Linked DNA regions of Homo sapiens: region 1 is linked to region 2. Evidence: chromatin loops called from intact Hi-C (ENCODE). Cell type or tissue: GM12878. All regions are shown on one strand. Region 1 overlaps LAMB4 (laminin subunit beta 4). Region 2 has its middle 3.8 kb from the start of NRCAM.

Evidence for each region. Peaks named below come from ENCODE experiments on the same cell type or tissue, not always from the same donor. Only the 100,000 strongest peaks of a DNase experiment are listed, where the experiment ranks them.
Region 1: a loop joins it to region 2, with 3.0 times the contacts of the local background. A loop is called at or near these places in 2 of 110 quality-filtered maps.

What each region holds. Positions count from the first base shown.
Region 1 is chr7:108,112,748-108,115,247 of GRCh38, reverse strand. The region is part of intron 3 of LAMB4 (laminin subunit beta 4); the gene reads left to right. Among named protein-coding and RNA genes, the nearest start is that of LAMB4, 16 kb to the left of the region's middle. In GM12878, a CTCF peak has its summit at 948 (motif pointing left); no DNase peak of the experiment used is centred here.
Region 2 is chr7:108,458,986-108,461,485 of GRCh38, reverse strand. No RefSeq gene overlaps it. Among named protein-coding and RNA genes, the nearest start is that of NRCAM, 3.8 kb to the right of the region's middle. In GM12878, a CTCF peak has its summit at 1,331 (motif pointing right); a DNase peak (open chromatin) is centred at 1,347.

The DNA.
Region 1 (2,500 bases), 350 kb after region 2:
AAGGAAGATTTGCTTAATTTCCATTTCCTGTTACCTTCAGAATGAGACATAAAAGTCTTTTTGGTTAGTCTTTGTAAGGAATTGCTATAAAATTTACTAGTCTACTTGGCTACCTTTGCCACTCCCATAGAGGAAACCTAATTGACTCATTTAATGAAGTTTGAAGATTCATCAGGGCCTGCTGCCATTATGCTGAACATGAGTCCTCATTGCTCTGCCTTGAGATGGAAGAGGTGTAGAACTTTGAATTGATTGTACACCAACATAATACTACTTGGAAGTTATACTGTCTAAAAATCATAAATTCCCAATGTGAACATAGTTTTGTGCCTTTTCCCCTTAAAGATCAGTTTTATAAAAGGATAAGTGGCTTTTCAGGTTTCTTTTCCTCTCCATGTACTGGGAACAGAACAAGCATCCAAGGTCATCTGAGTATCGTCCCTACCAAAAACCCTGAGGTAATCACGTCCACCCCATAAATGAGAGGATGTGCAGGAAGGAAGTTGGACATAAGCCTAATGTTAGTGGTCCAGGCTTTTCCATGTATTGTTCATTTAAAGCAACTGCTTAAGTCTCTGGGAAATGCTTTGTATTCAAATTGGTTTCTAGTAAAAGGTGACTATTATAAATAAGTGGAGACAATACTTGGGTGCATATCACTGTTCTAAGTTTGGGAAGTACTTGTGTAAGAAAGCAAATTCTCTGCATGTGCAAGGAAATTACATGGTGGAAGTTCTGCTCAACTCTAGGCCAGGTGACTACTAAGTCCAGGTGCTCTGGACAAAGAATTGGTTCTCAACTCTATTTTTTAGATAGGGTCTCGCTCTGTCACCCAGGCTGGCATGCAGTAGCATGATCACAGCTCACTGCAGCCCCAACCTCCCAGGCTCAGGTGATCTTCCCACCTCAGCTTCCCAAGTAGGGGAGGCTACTCCACCTACTGGTGGAGTAGGCAAGCACCACCATGCCCTGTTAATTTTTGGTATTTTTATAGAGACCAGTCCCACTATGTTGCCCAAGCTGGTCTCCAACTCTTGGGTTAAAGTGATCCGTCTGCCTCAGCCTCCCAAATGCTGGAATTACAGGCATGAGCCACCGCCACTTTCCAATATGAGCGCCAGCCATCTTGTTCTCCCACTGGCATTTGCTTACTGTTGCCTGAGCCAACATACTCTGATGATAATTAGAAATTGGTGTTCTTATATCTCAAAGTTATACCACCAAAAATAGAAGTAACTCCAACTGTGGAGGCTTCTTTTGTCTAGAGAATGACAGAAATCTTAGAAAGCTTAGAGCTGGAAAAAACCTCAAAATATTTCAGGCTGACAAAGTGTATTATAGAAGGGGCTACGACCACTGGTCTAGACAAACATTCACGCAGCATGGAGGATGATTTTTTCCCATCTGTTATCTAAGAAAGAGCTACCAAGCAAAACATTTTGTTCAGAAGCTTCCAGTCAACATTGACCTATTAAATTATCCAAGATGGAACTCACATTTAGTGGCCACAACTTAGCATCCTCTGAAGCCAACCTCATCAAAGATTATACTTCTAAAATGTTAACCAAAAAATGGTCCACAAGCCCTGAAGTTAAACATTTTCTCAAGTAATTTCCATAGTATTATTGGAAATTATTTGAAGACCATCACTTTTGATAGAATCACAAAGCTTCTACTGGTCACTGGGATGGGCCTACCCCTATGCAAAATTTATTTAGATCCATTTTGCCTTAATTTTCAAAAGGCATTTTGGCTTTCTTCAACAATAAGGCCTATAGTGACCAGTGATGCTAAGATACACTGATTATATGAATCTCTCGAAGGGTTGATTTGTTTTGACTGTAGCTGAAATAATCATTAAAATCATCCTGCATTTAATAAATTTTACTGAACATCTACTATGTACCACACACTATTCTAGGTAATGGAGATACAGCAATAAATAAAACCAGGTCCTTGCCCCATTCAGTTTTTATTCTTATTATAGAGACAGACAATAAACCAACAACTGTATAATATAGCCTCAAGTAGTGATAAGGGCTTAGGAAATATATAAAGCAGGACAAAAAATAGAGAGTGGCAGAGGGCCATGGGGGTGAAAAGATGGTGGCATTTTAATAGGGTAGTCAGGGAAAGGCTCTTTGAAATGAAGGCATTCTAACAGAAACCTGAAATAAGGGAAGGAGCAAGAGATAAGACTAGCTGGGAGGAAGAACAACTTGAACTCTTCTGACTCTAAGTGCTTAAAAAATAGCAAGAAGCATGTGTAGCCAGAGTCAAGAGAGTGAAAAGCCAAGTAGACATAAAGGCAAAGAGGTGGCCCTGGCCAGATCATGTTGGGCCTTGTGAGCCATGGCTAGGACATACAAGCAACGTGCACTGAGTGCCACCAGCTGAGCACCTATGCTGTTGTAGGCAATTTCCAGCACAGAAGGTTATAATGATCAGCCCCCGCTTCCCAGAAGCTTTGCAAAAGAGCTCCTTCAGAGTCCTCTGAGTA
Region 2 (2,500 bases):
AGAGTACAGTGAAGGGTGAACCCAGGCCTGGCTCTAGGAGCTCAGTGTGACCCTGGGGTATGGAGCTAAGAGCTGCTGAGGTTAACTTTGGTCAAGTCATACCGATGTCTCGTCTGTCCTACAGTTGCTACTTTATCCAGCACCATATCTGCTTTCGAGTTCATTCACATAGCTGTGGCAAGATTCAGATGCTTTTGGGCTGATGGACTGAGAACCTCAGTTCCTCACAGGCTGTTGGCCACAGGATCTCCTCAGTTCCTTGTCATGAGAACCTCTCCTCTCCATATGGCAGCTTACAACAGGGCAGCAGGCAAGCAAGCAAAAGAGCAAGACAGCAAGACAGAAACCAGAGTGATTTGTAATCCAATAGAAGAAGTGACATCCCACTACATTTGCCATATTCTGATAGTTAGAATGGAGTCAGTAGGTCTGGTCTCAAGGGGAGGAGATTTCACATAAGGAAGAATACCAGGAGGAGAATGTCACTGGGAACCAGTTTAGAAAGCCTCCCATTATAACAACTATGCTTTTGGACAATATTGGGTTATAATACCCTTTCAAACAGAAAGGCTTTAAAAATTACTACATTTGCAGCTACTCGGGAAGCTGAGACAGGAGGATCACTTAAACCCAGAAGGCGGAGGTTGCAGTGAGCCGAGATCACGCCACTGCACTTAAGCCTGGGGGACAGAGTGGGACGCTGTCTCAAAAAACAAACAAACAAAAATACCTACATTTCTCACATGCCTGTCAGAAATCTAATGCACGTTGCCCAGCCTAACCTATTATATTAAGATAATGATGACACTGGTATAAGCCATTCTTCTAGCAAAAAACCTGTTATATTATGACAGGAACTTTTTTTTTCTTTTCTTTCTTTTTTTTTTTTTTTAGTGCTTCAGTCATTCTTACCAGAATTCAGCCAGGTTTTATCTGTGTTTTACTAGAGGAGCCGAAAAAAATGCTCTTGGTTACCACCAGAATCAAAAAAAATGACACAGCTGAAAAAGAATTTCTGTGCTCACTTAGTCCAATTCTTTCATTTTATAGCAAGGCAACAGGCTCATTACTAGCATTGCTGGGTCCATGTTAGGTTTTGCTGAATTTAACATTAGATTTGAGGACAGGACCAATGGTACTGCCTCCCCTGGGAGGCCTGCAGCATGGATGTGGATTAAGAAAATTGAGATGGAAAATAAGGCAAGGCGTTAAAAAAAAAAAAAGTGGAAGAGGAAAAGAGGGGAGGGAGAACTCTGAGAAAAAGAGACAGGACTGCAGAAGTAGAGGAAAAGAGAAAGGCTAAAACATATTCACTGCAGGTACCACTGGGGGGCTCCATGACTTTCTGATGTAGCTGTTTTAACACAGTGACATTCTGATGTGTCTATGAAAACAATGAAACTTTTGGTGTGTTGTCATTGATAGACAGCATGGCACAATGACTGGTTAAGACTTAACTTTGGAGTTATAATGCGGGGCTTGAATCCCATCTCTGCAGATAAACTGTGTGACCTCTGCAAGTTACTTAACTTTTTTTTGCCTTATTTTCTAAAAGGGGAATGATAATAGTGCCTACTGAATGGAATTTTTGTCAGAATAAATGAGTTAATAAATGAAAATAATAATAATGATTCTATTATTATCACATGATGAGGACACAGACCTTATTCCCAGTCCTCAGCTGGGTTTGAAGATGGAGTGAGGCTTGGTAATAGGGAGAGGATAAGGCTTAGGGATGGGAAAGGGATAGCAGCAGTTAGGGTAAGGAGGCAAGTTGTGGGTATCACCAGCAAAGTGCAGCCAAATCAGACTGCCTCATGCATCACCAAGCAGATCAAACAGACTGCATTAGAAAGTCTATTTGCCCACACCGCCATCTTTCTAATTGTAGAACATTTTTCTATCCCCACCTCCCATACTCCCTTCATTTCAGCTCCTCTTGAAGCCTCAGTTTGTTCTTCCTGTTGCTCATTCCCTCAGGAGATGAATCCCCAGCAATGTAGAGCTGCAGTGCAGTTGAAGTAATAAGCTGGAAATCAGAACTATATAATAATTTTATATTATTACAATTATTATGTAGTATCAAAATTACTTTCTGTTTTTTGAGACGGAGTCTCACTCTGCCGCCCAGGCTGAAGTGTAGTGGTGTGATCTCGGTTCACTGCAACCTCTGCCTCCTGGGTTCAAGTGATTCTCCTGCCTCAGCCTCCCCAGTAGCTGGGATTACAGGCACACACCACCACGTGTGGCTAACTCTTGTATTTTTAGTAGAGACAGGGTTTCACCATGTTGGCCAGGCTGGTCTCGAACTCTGACCTCAGGTGATCCACCCACCTCAGCCTCCCAAAGTGCTGAGATTACAGGCATGAGCCACCGTACCCAGCCCCAAATTACTTAATTTTAGTTTTTGTTTTGTACTATCACTGTGGTTCCTATCTTCTCCAGAGCTTTTTCTCTTCTGGCTTTGTACTTTTTATTCAAGCATGTATTTACATTACAG